2 separate regions of the Homo sapiens genome follow, and region 1 is linked to region 2. Evidence: chromatin loops called from intact Hi-C (ENCODE). Cell type or tissue: natural killer cell. All regions are shown on one strand. Each heading gives the region's core, and the rest is flanking DNA. Links, peaks and the distances in the headings are about the cores only.

Evidence for each region. Peaks named below come from ENCODE experiments on the same cell type or tissue, not always from the same donor. Only the 100,000 strongest peaks of a DNase experiment are listed, where the experiment ranks them.
Region 1: a loop joins it to region 2, with 13 times the contacts of the local background. A loop is called at or near these places in 1 of 110 quality-filtered maps.

Annotation. Positions count from the first base shown.
Region 1 is chr12:68,315,148-68,321,583 of GRCh38, forward strand. MDM1 (Mdm1 nuclear protein) reads right to left here. Exons shown (of 15, transcript NM_001354969.2): 6 at 6,378-6,436; 7 at 6,200-6,299; 8 at 1,434-1,463; 9 at 931-1,106; 10 at 1-118. Among named protein-coding and RNA genes, the nearest start is that of MDM1, 14 kb to the right of the region's middle. In natural killer cell, for the core only: CTCF peaks have their summits at 2,141 (motif pointing left) and 2,342; a DNase peak (open chromatin) is centred at 2,084.
Region 2 is chr12:67,997,662-68,004,192 of GRCh38, forward strand. The region is part of intron 2 of IFNG-AS1 (IFNG regulatory antisense RNA 1); the gene reads left to right. It also overlaps the pseudogene RPL39P28. Among named protein-coding and RNA genes, the nearest start is that of IFNG-AS1, 11 kb to the left of the region's middle. In natural killer cell, for the core only: no CTCF peak of the experiment used is centred there; a DNase peak (open chromatin) is centred at 4,040.

The DNA of each region.
Region 1 (6,436 bases), core at 1-4,000, 320 kb after region 2:
AGCTGACACACCCAATTTCTCCGTGGTATTTTTCTGGGGCTGTTCTTCCACGATATTTCCTTTTTCTTCTGGTTCTGTAGAAGGACATTTCTGCAAAGTCTTATGGCTTGTAGGATCTCTGCGTAACAAAATCAATTTTATTTTAAATGTGAATAGTTTGCACTTTTCTAATCAACACCAATTTTAGTGAGTCCATCATTTCCTTCTACTGTTCACAACTACATGTTTTCCATAGATATTGCCTTGCTCAGGTATTGAAGAAGGAAATCTAATTCGTTTTATAGCAAAATAAATGAAAGTCATAATCTGGAGTTTCTATTAAAATATTCCAAAATGTATTTATCTTCTTTTACTCCTACCTTCACATATGCTTGTGTACATCTGCTGACACAAGTCATACCTAGCCCTAAACTGGCATTTACACACATAAACTAGGACCCCATGGTCTAAGTTCTTCAATTACTTTCACTTACAGATAATTAAATCATGTTCATTTTAACCCAGAACAGCAGAGCGCTCTTCCATAAAATCAGCAGCCAAGTTCTGAATTAGCCACAAAATCTATTAATGAATAATAGCTATGTATTAATAGCTTGCAGTCTCTACTTTTTTATTGTTGTTGACTTTCTTTTTACCTTCTAAAGGTCTTTTTACATCTACCATGTAATCATCCCTACTCCGCTATTAACTGCCAACAAAAAATATTATAAAAATCTAGCCTTCCAGATTTACATTATGTGTTATTTATACATAAATAAAGCAATCTACATTGCTTTATTTTTCACTGAGAATAAAAATGAAATAAATGGCTGCCACAATTCCATTCGACTAGGAGACACATTTTGAGTAGTCAGGTCATTTTCCTATATCATTCTATGATCTACATAAGCTTCAACAAACTTTTTTTGCCATCCACAAAGAATATCTCACCCAGCAAGATCTAATGCTCTGATGTTGCTACTAACGGTTCCTTCTGAGCTTGTGGTTGAGGAGACATCCCAACAGCAGTTGCTATCAGATAAAATCTGATTCAGATGGTCCCGAGAAAAATGCGTCCCCTGAACTCGCTTCCTATAAAACTCAGCCTTTTCTCGGAGTTCTTTAACCTATTCAGGAGAGTTCAGACATCATATACTATTGTAAATGCTTCTTTACAAACAGCACCAAGTAGCATATCAAAGACATTGCACAAATACAGCCAGGGACCAAAGACAAAGGAAGGCAAAATTAGCCACATACAGTCATCAGACTGTGCATTTAAGCAAAAACTAAAACAATCAAGCTAAAGCATGATGCAGTTATTTTATTTCAGACCAGCAGGCAGGGAGAAATTCATAGCAGCTAAGAAAAATATTGACACCTACTTTTTATTCCAACTGAAATTACACAAGTAATCTATGATTATAGTTTTTAAAAACTCAAAAGCAACCAACCTCAGCATACCACATGGCATTTAGAGAACCCTAGAGAAGGAATACAGAAACACACTTAATGATAGGTTAATGCCATAATTGAATATTAATGGGAATCAATGAAACACATTATTCTCCCTTCTAAATATCTACCAAACTTGTCAATCAATATTTCTTGGGATTTTTAGTAATTAGTTCAGTAACCAAGATACCTTATTATTATCTTGAAAACCAGCCACATTCTTGCATGGCTAGGATGCTGCTGATGACAGATAAATTAGGCAATCTAACTATTATTCCTATTTCCCTACCTCTGGAAGAGTACTTACACGCCAAAAATCCCTAACCCAGCTTTATTTCATGGCTTTGTATACAGCTACTACTGCTACAGAAGCCCTCACTGGGAGATGAATGAGGTTATGAGGCTTCCCTCTCCAAATTCCTCAATATTCCCTTGGAATCAGCAAAATCTCAACTTTTTTTTTTTTAAAAAAGTACTAAATATATAATTTAAAATAATAGCCCATAAAATCATAATTGCAATGTGTTCAACAAAGGGACAGGATAAAAAAGTTCTGCTGAATAATAAAGTGATATGAATTATTTAATATGCAAGTAACATTTTCTGATGAAAAAAGCAGCCTTCATACCCATTTGAAACCTTTCACTTTATACATCATACTGCCACCTGCTGGCTTCTCCAAGTACAATTCCACAATGTAAAAAAAATTAAGTTCAAGTTTTACCCTTAAAATTCTGTTCAGTATCTTTATTTAATCTCAAAAAACACTAATTTTTTAAATCATCAAGACAGAAAATCTTTATTCTAGAATTGCTTTTCTTTCAGGGCAAAAAAAAAAGCAAATAATGAAACAGCAATGTAAAAGCAATTGTAGAAACATAGCTCCTTAACAAGGTACGATTTTGAATGCAAAGATGAAAGTGTTACATCTCTAGGGAATTGGCCAAAGCAAAAGACAGCACCTATATGGCATAAGAAACCATATAATCCCAACAGAGTCCTACTCTAATGAACCATACCTGAAAAAAGTTCCTAAAGGATAATTTGAAATATTTTCTTCACTGCCAAAAAAAAAGCTATGTTCATTTATCATTTCTATCAACTCCTATACCTTTAAAGAAAATTTCTAGCAGTGGTTTTTGCATTTAACAGGTAGAAGTGAGGTACATGAATTAACTCTACTGAACTTCTAACCAGGGTATTCTGAATGCACAGGAACCTTGTTATAAAGTGCCTCGATATACTCCAGATTTTATTGCCAGTAAGTGCCCCCATGCTTCAAATGTTTCAGGGCCACTCCATCACCTACATGCCTCAGCATCACTTCCTCCTCTGTGTTCTCAGAGTTCTTTGGGCACATCCCCATTAATACATATTCAATTTTACTGGAATTAATTGCACATGCCCTCCTCCTCCATCAACCTATGAACTTCTTGAGGTGAGGGAAAACGCAGCACTTAAGCACTGAGCCCACAACCTGTCCTGAGTGCAGACTAAGTGGTATGCCTGAGCTAAACATGGCAGCCAAAGATAAGCAAGAAACTCCCTGCACTCAGTGAGCCAACCTGTACATAAATTGTCATAATATTGATGGGGGTCTATGCCATAATAAACAAATGAAATGAAATGTAAGTTGAAGGAGTAGTTCAAAAGGGGGACCAATCAGTCCTGCACTGTGTTGGGTAGATTGACGGGGCAGTGGGGGTGGAAGGGACAGCAGAGGCAGCTGCATCTATCCATGCATGATGAATGAAAGGATGGATGAATACCCTCCATGTACACAGTCATCCAGTTTTATTTGACGTCAATTTTATTTAGAAAGGAGGGGGAGAGTATACTTCATAAAAATTCTGAAGACTTTGATTTATTCAGTTCTATTTGTTACTGACATTTAAAACTAAGTGCTTTAAATTTACTATATCAACAATCTTTATTAATCTCAGTGCTAATATTATATTTTACAAATATGATTTTAAATATCTTTAGCCCTAAACTAAGATGAAAAATTAAAAGGCTGACATTTTCCAAAGTAGTATGTTCTACTAAAAAGAGGAGGAAAAAAATCAATAGCATGAACTCAATGTTAAATAGAACAATCCCTATAGCCAACTGCCAGAGCCACCAAAAAGGATAGAAATAAACCATTCCCAACTCAACAACATACACACACCTTTCTGGGCCAAGTAATGTTATCATATTATATATTATGATACAATTATAAGTAGAATGTTTCCTTTTCTGAATTTCTTTGTCCAAATTAAGAGTTCAACTAAATTATTTAAAACATATGCAGAAAATTCAAACTCAAGAAACTGGGGATAAAAACTCCTTTTACCCAAAAACCATCCCCCCAAAATGAGGGGTCACTTTATACCTAGTCTTTACAATGTCTGTCAAATTACAGGACATCTCTCAAATGCAGGACTTTATCTTGAAACACAGTCCTATTTGTGGAAGACACATTGGAATAAAATCACCTCAACCAATCGATGATGAAAAGATTACCTAACAATTAAGAAAAAAAGAAGTTTAACATAGATTAAGTAGTTATTCTGAGGATAGAACCTAAAAAGTTCTAATTGCTGACTATTAAGAAACAATCCCTTAAGTGAGCATTTTAAAAAGCAATAGTCAAGTGGTTATTATAATGGAGATGACAAATACACAACCACTGGGCAAATAAAACCAACCACCCTAATGCTCTATGAGAGGTAACTGGGACTTGGCATAGAATTTCCAGTGACTAGACTATAAACAGATTCAAAAAGTATATCTCAAACATAGAAAGAAATAAAGATGATATATGGACTCGAAAACTAATGTGACTCAAAAAGTGAGTTAATATTCCAACAACAAAGTCACTTATGTCTGAGTGCATGTGAGGAGTGTGAATACACTCCTTCCTGAAATGTTAGGAGTGGGAAAATGAAGGAGTACTGTACCTTATATTTAGGAACCTCATAATCAGATGCCTATAGTAAATGACTTCCAAGAGATATAAGTAAAACATGGCTCATATTAAATGTCTATAACCTGGTCAACTAAAACTGTTATCATCAATGATCACTGACTTCTTAGCTAAAAATTCTTATTCTTTTCCAACTTCAATTTACTTTTTGAATTATTTTTCTCAAAGAAATTAAGGCAAACTATACCACTAATTTAAATATTTACAACCACCATTATAGTATTTAATAAGCAAAAAAAGCTGCATTACCAAGATATCATAATAGGAAACCTTGAAAAGTCTATCTTAAATTGACAACAACAATGTTCTCTTCCATCAAGGCAGGATAAGGAATCTCATCTTACTATGACTTCAGTTTTAACAATCTTCTCAATTAGATGTTTAGTTCTGATGCCTAAACTCATCTTAGTTTAAAGAAATCGCTGCTCGGCCTTTTGGCTGAGATCAAGCGTAGAAATCTCAGAGAAAACACAGTCTTCAAAACAAAGAGTTTCTCATAACCTCAACCTAGTGTCACGCCTAAACACAACAGGCCAGCGGCTGACATCAATTTACCAGCCACACATACTGTTCTGCCTCTGTCCTGCTTTTCCTCACTCCCACTATCAGACTCCTCAGTCAGGGAGATCTTTGCCAAGACTTGGGATGGTCATAAACTGCTCAAGAGTTTAGCTGACTCACTGCCTTTCTTCCATCACGGGTGCTTTCGATGCTCCTAGTTTTAACTTGATTTCACTAAGGTGAATATATGAACATTGCCCCAGATAATATCCGGGACAGCTTTGAGCTTTGTCTTTTACTTTGCCTGTGCTGTCTTCAGGCCGTGCTCAAATAGAGAAGTAGAAAGAAAGCAAAAGAGTGGCCACGGTGGAAGGAATCAAGTGACCTCCTGAAACAATATGCAGACAGCATGGCAGTCGCCAGGACATATGTCTGGGAGCTGCAGCTCAAAGAACCAGCAGCTCAGCGCACCCGAGCACCAGCCCCTTCCCCCAGAGGCTGATTATATATAATTGTGGGCCATGGTTTTAAGTAATGAGCTAAATAAAAGACTCATTCCCCATCCAAATTATCCTTCTGTTTACAATGACAGGGGGAAGTGGGATGTTTACTTATGTCTAAACAGAAACATTTTAATTTAGCTTGTTCTCACAGAAAAGGCAAAAAAAAGTCAAGATATGATTTGAAAGATGCTAATTAATACAATAACAAAAAGGTTCCATTCTCTATCCTTTGAGTATAAGAAGCTAGTACTAAAGTAGCAATTCTCAACTCTAGAATTACCCTTCCCTTCAAACCTATCTTCAGATCCCCAGAGTTTCTCCCAAGTCAGAGTACCCCAAAACTGTAGCTCACACCTCTAACAACACAAACTTCACCTTTCTTTTGCCTACAAACTGTAATAGTACACATTGACAATGGGCATCACTATCAGATAAATTATTTCATCTTGAAAATTAATCTTCAGTTGAGACAGTGGAGGTCTGGAGGTTATGAAATAATCGAATCTATAATGATACAATTCTATAAATTGACTATTAACACAATCAAATGTTTGATGGTAAAAAGCATTAAACTTAAAAGACCTCAATAAATATTAATTTCTGAAGAGCCAGTGGCATTAAAAAAAATGATAATTTACATTCTAATACATAAGTTCCTGATACTATTAGTGCTATTATTATATCATACTTCTTTAAATTGTGGTCTCTATTACCAAAAGGAACTCGTTGTGAAATTAAAGTGTTAACAGAGGCTGAAAGAACATGTAGGCTTATTGAGGTCATGTACACTCACCTGATTTGGCATGTTTCCCTTTACATGTGTCCAAGCCCCAGCTTTATATAAATACTGAGCTGGGCTCAGAAATTTTGCTCTATATTCGGAATTCACCTTCCTAATAGAAATGAAATGAAAGTAAATATTTCACCATGTTAATCATTGAAATACCATATTTTCCTATTAAAATACATACCCAAGCCTTTGATGTTTCCAAGGAGTAAGCTTCCTTTTAGGCTGGTGTAAGTCTTTTAA
Region 2 (6,531 bases), core at 1,634-5,633:
AATAAAAATTTTAATGCATGGCAAAAACACCATAAACAAAGTCAAACAACAAACAAACTTTAAAAAAATGCTTGCAACATTAATCTTTCTATAATAAAGTATATATTCTGCTAATATATTAAAAACTCCTAAAATTGAAAGAGAAGGGATTTTAAAAAAATATTGAACTAGATAAAGAAACAAGAGTAGATAATTCACAAAAAGATATATAAAAAACCTTGTAAGATAGCAAAAAATGTTTAATATCATTCATAACTAGTGAAATACAAATTAAAACTTTATAGGAATATTATTTTTCACTTATCAGATTGGCAAAAAAATTAAAAATATGGCAGTCATCTGTAGGGAAAGAGATACCCTCACACATTGCTGGTGACAATGTCAAGTGGTACAAGCTTTATAGAGGGAAATTTGGTAATGCCTAAGAAACTACACATACACTTATTTTTTAATTCAGCAATTCCACTTCTAGGAATTTACCCAGAAGATACACCTCCGATAAGGCAAAAATATATTTGCACAGGGTTATTAATTGTGACATTGTTGTTATTGCAAAATATTGGAAACAATGTAAATATCTGAACACAAGAGAGTAGTTAAACAAATTGTGTACCTCTACAGGCTCTAAGAGAAAATAAAATAGAAAAGGATTCCTGTGAACCTATTTGGATTGTTTTTCAGAACACAATCCAAATAGGTTTTTCTTAAGTGAAAAAGAAAAAAGACAAAGTGCAAAAGAATATCTATTATGTGTCAACTTCTATGAAAGAGAGACCAAAAAAAAAAGAAAAAGAAAAAGAAAGAAAACCACAAAAAGGTTAACCCAGGAACTAAGATTGCTTATATACAGGGATAACAGGAAGGAGTTGGGGTGCAGGGGATGATGGGGGTGGGAAAGGAACACTTCTCTGAGTATAACTCTTTCTACAGTTCTGACTTTTAGAAACCATGGTAATGTTTCATTACCAAAAATATAAATAAATGACTAAAATCAAGCAGGGTGAAGGGAGAACCCAAAATTCAATACAAACAATAACAAATGAGCCTAACTCAATTACAAACCACACTGAAGGGGATGAGGAAGAAAAGAATGAACTGAAGACAACTTTGAAATCCAATGTATTATTATATACATGTATTATTAATACAATGTACATATTATATACTCTAAGACCAAAGACCAACAGGAATGTACACAAACATTTTACATTAGTTTGCAAGCTCCCCAGCCCCAAAGAGGCATTGGTTAGTAATTATAAACCCAGTTAATGTTTATTTTAGGATTGTGCAAATAAGTAAATAATATTTGGATAACAAGAGGGAGATTTCTTACTTTTAGAGAAATGAGTTACTAGTAAGGAAAGGAGGAAGGCTAGAATTAACACTGTAATACTGGACTGAAATCAAATGTATTGGTATGAACTGATGGTGATAGATAGATGATAGATAATAGATAATAGATAAGATAGATAGATAGATATAAATAGGAATCAAATGTATGAACTCGTGGTGATAGATAAATGATAGATAGATAATAGATGATACAGAGATAGAGACTTAGATTATGTGTATGTACACATGTTTATTATAAACAGATTTTTATCTAGCTTTGTCTGATGAGAGGGCCTAAAAGTAATGACACCAGTAGCAATGAACACAAAGAGCACCTAGATCTTGCTTTCTAGATGACATTATTTAATAAAAGAAACCAAGGATCCTTGAGAAATGACTGAGCTCATGGCTGGGGCAGGGAAAGTACTGTGTAAGATTATCCTGGAACATCTTGTGCCAGAAAGAAAAGAAGCAGTAAGAACAAAATGGTGGACACATGTTGAAAGGACACAGAAGCCAACTTGAAGGGGCCCCCAGTGGTCAATTGTGAGCCAATTTGAAGAACAAAGTAAATTATGGTAATAATGGAGTATAGCATATAGAATAAAATAAGTATTCATGACTGCATACTGATATACTTCAATAATGAAATAACTAGCAAATGGGAGAGAAGGGAAAGCTCTTCTTTACAGTAGAATTATAATTAACGAGTGTCAAATAAATTATTAAAGTAAAAAAAATCACTAGTTGGCGATGAGTGGGGCAATATATAAGAAACAGGATATTTACATAGTCCTAAAGTCTCTCTCTACGAAGTCCTTATTAAATACAAAAGTAAAAACAGTTCCTTTACAGTGGAGCAGTCTGGCAGACACTACCTTAACCAAGTGTTGAAGGCTAACATCACCAATAATAAGAAGTATTCAACAAAAAGGACCCATGATATATGTACTGAGAAGCCCACAATATCGCTTCTGTGGTAGTCTTACTAAATATGTATAAGCTGAATTTAATCATTATTACCTTAATCATAATCTGGATCTTGGCTATAAAATAGGCATTAATGTGATAATTGGCAAATGTTGAATAAGGTCTGGGGTTAGTTAATAGCATAATATCAATGTTAGTTTCTTGATTTTGAAAATTATACTGTGGTAAAGTAAAATATTAACACTGGGAGAAGTTTGGTAAAAGGTATATGGGAGTTCTGTGTACTGGCAACTTTTTTTAGTCTGAAATTATTTCAAAATAAAAAGGTAATAAAAATATTAAAAAGAAAGAAAAGGTATTTAAAAACATTTCTACCTATGATTACAAAACTTCATTTTAAAAGAGATGACTTAACACCCTCTCAAAATATATTTTCTTCTCAAAATAAAAATGTTGGCCACATGCAGTGACTCATGCCTGTAATCTCAGCATTTTGGGAGGCTAAGGTCAGAGGATGGAGAATAGCTTGAGGCCAGGAGTTCAAGACCAGCCTGGACAACATAGTGAGACCCTATCTCTATAGAAATAAAAATAAAAAACTAACCAGGCATCGTGGTGCACACCTGTAAGTCCCAGATTTGAGAAGGCTGAGATGGGTGGATTGCTTGAGCCCAGGAGTTTCAGACTGCAGTGAGCTGTGATTGCACTAACGCACTCCAGACTAGGCCACGGAACAAGGCCTTGTCTCTTAAAAAAAAAAGTTAAATACTTTCTTAAAAAATACACATGGAAAAACATATTTATTCCATAAATTCTCCCCCAGATCAATATGTTCCTTTGCTCTGACCCATTGTTTTATTTTTTTCTGCTATTGTTCATATTTTCAGAGGATATGACCTGGGTAATGAAGTAATTTTTTTATAAATTAATCCTAGTTATAATTTTACCTCAGTGAATTTGAGCATCTTAGAGTCGAATTTTATGTACAGATATATGTTTTTCTAGGCAACAGATTTAGAGAACTTCATTTCTATTCAAAAAGCCTAGGTATAAAGGCCTGGCATCCTTACTCTATAAAGGATAGGCCTATTTTATAGACCACAAGACTCATCACTACTCAATAGTTACCTCACACTCCTAGTGTCAAACCAGAGCACACACATACACACACATATATACTTGCACATACATACAAACACACATATAATGTATACATATGTGTGTGTATATATACATTTTCAATAACTTGCTAATCATGATGAATGCTGTCTTAACTTTTTTTTCAAACAAAAGTCCTCACATACTTGTTACTGAACCAACCTAGTGCAGGGCACAGAAACAAAGATAAAACATTTTTTCATTAAAACATGTCCCACAGTACAGATAGTGGCAACGTTTCCAAGTTGATATGGTAAGATGCCAGTGACCCCAGTACAGCATGAATCTGAGTGCCATCTCATGTGCAAGTCCTTACAGACCCAGCTGAGTCTTCTCCAATGTCTCCTCTTGGAGTCGTAGGTGCTCTTATTACCAGTTTTCATCTGATTCCACTAGGGAATGGGATGATTTTGCTTTTGTTTCTTGGCCAGAAATCGCTTGATACTGAAAACCTTGCGAGCAGACATAGTGAGGAATGGAGTCAACCGCATACACCACAATGGCAGAGAAAGGGAGAGACCCGTCTTGTTTTATTTTAATGAAATATTTTGCTTTGGAGAATTCAAAGAAAAATATAGGAGGTCACCTGATTTTACCACCAGAGGGCATAAGACATTAAGAAGTAGGGCAAACAATGTCCACTTGCTCGTGAGATTCTCTGATTTCATGGTTTGAAATCTCTAGGTGGCTATTTCAAAAAATGAACTCAAACCCTAACCTGAACCAGAACACAGACCTAAAAACAAAGGTTTAATATTCTGCTACTGAAACATACCAGGAGGGAAAGCAGTTCACAGCATGCACTGAGGGCCACAGACAAATAAGCTACCTGCAAATGAGGATAGGAAAAGGTTAGGATGGAAAAGCTATCTTTTAAAAATCCTCAACCATGTTCTCAAAAATGTAATTTATTTACATGTGTTAATTATATTATTGATTTAGGTTAAACATTGAAATAAGTTGGCAGTGTTAAATTTGATGTTTCCTCTCCCGGTAATGTTTGAGAAAAATATTACCTGGTTAATGCAATCTTTATCTAGCAAAACAGGGGTGAGCTGGTCTAGAATCAATGAGACCAAGGTCTTGAGTTCAAATTGTGCGTGAGTCAGTGAACCTCTCTCTAAAACAGGGCCAAGCCCTCCTCCTAAACCGGCAAATGCACATGGTAGGTCATGGGGGGAGTGGCGAGAGAGCACACACGTGCATAGCACACACCCAGCACTGCCCTGGAGAACTCGAAATCAAACTGCACATTCTGTTGATGTTGTGTCAATGGACTCTCCCCATAAATAGTATTTGGCTCTCAGAGTCAGATAATTTAAATTTCTCCTATTCCTCTCACCACCCTCCCCTCAACTCCCACCTTTTACATTTCTATGTTCTTCCCCACGTAAGCCCCTTACCCTTTTAAAAATCTTTGATAGGGTGCATACATGGAAAAGGGGGTGGATTACTTATTTTAATGATTTAAAAATTATTTTAATTCTGCCAACAGTTTTCCAAAGTAGAAGCAACTTGGATGGGCAGGAGATTTTAATCTTAGACATAGACCCAACTGGTCTATCTCTATTCTCTGCATGAGATGGCACCTTACCCATTACAAGGATATCATTTCCCGCCTGCTCCCTTGCTTAAAAGTCTCTGGAGCTCATTTCATAGATGAGGACTTTTGAGGGAAACTGCATCTTTTTTGGAATTAACATGATATTACTATATCCAAAGGAGCCTTCCTGGGTTTGAGGATAATCAGGACTGATGCTGCATTTGTGCAGCAGAAAGTATCAGTGAGCCACATGCTGTCATGTGCTGCGTTCAAGTCTCTCTAAGTAGGTAAAAGTAAACTGGAGAACTGAGATAATCATCTTGACAATTTAGTCAAAATACTCTATATTTATTCTAGATATAAGGACTAAGAGCGTGTGTTATTTAGTATGTTGCTTTACACTTCTAAAATACTTGAGATAATTGCAATGTTTCTTTTACTTTTTAATAATAGTACTAGATATAATTGCATTACATAAATGTTCTGTTATCTTAAAATTGCTAGAGTCCATTTCTGACTAAAATATCTCATTATTTCATTTCTACTTCCTCACCTCTAGCTTTTTAATCAGTCTTTTATTGTCAGATTTCATTTTCCTCTTTAGAAATGGGTGAGGTGGAGCCCCAGTTGTGTTTAACGGGTATATGAAAACCATCTTTTGAATCTTCCTATCCAGGCTGTTCTTATTGTTGTGATACCTTTGGGAACACAAATGGAGTTGAGTGAGTCCCAGAGGAAAAGCCTACCTAGAACCTACTCAACCTGAGTTCATAGTTCATAGAAGCTAATCATATTCCCCCCTTTTTTTTTTTTTTTGCATTGAGCACCTGATTAACCTCCATGAGTCCACACTAGAAGTGACACTGAGAAAGAGCACATCTTCTCATCTCCCATGTGTCCCTCAAGGGTCCCTCATCACCTTCCCTTCCTGAACTCAGGTCAGATGGATTTCCTCCTTTCCCAAGCTTCAATGCCTCCCTTGCGCTAAAGCTTACAGAATCCGTATTAGGCCGGGCGTGGTGGCTCACGCCTGTAATCCCAGCACTTTGGGAGGCCAAGGCGGGTGGATCACGAGGTCAGGAGATCGAGACCATCTTGGCTAACACGGCAAAACCCCGTCTCTACTAAAAAAATTAGCCGGGCATGGTAGCGGGTGTCTGTAGTCCTAGCTACCCGGGAGGCTGAGGCAGGAGAATGACGTGAACCTGGGAGGCGGAGCTTGCAGTGAACCGAGATCGCCCCACTGCACTCCAGCCTGGGTGAGAGTGAGACTCCGTCTCCAAAAAAAAAAAAAAAAGAATCCGTATTAATTTGGCCACTATCCGAGGCTATGTTGGTTTGTATGTGGCAACAGTTTGTAAGCTTTGCTGACATTCAAAAACAGGACACTTGGGTATACTGGATAAAGCCCTGCCCTAGGGATCTGGATTGCAGTTGAAGCCATGCCCCCTCACACCTGAGTGGGCTTGGGTATGCACCTGGGGTAGTAGGGATAAAAACTTCAAATACTACTTCAAATATTTGAAGAAAATGCAGCTTCTCTGTTTTCTGTCATAGATCTACTCTTC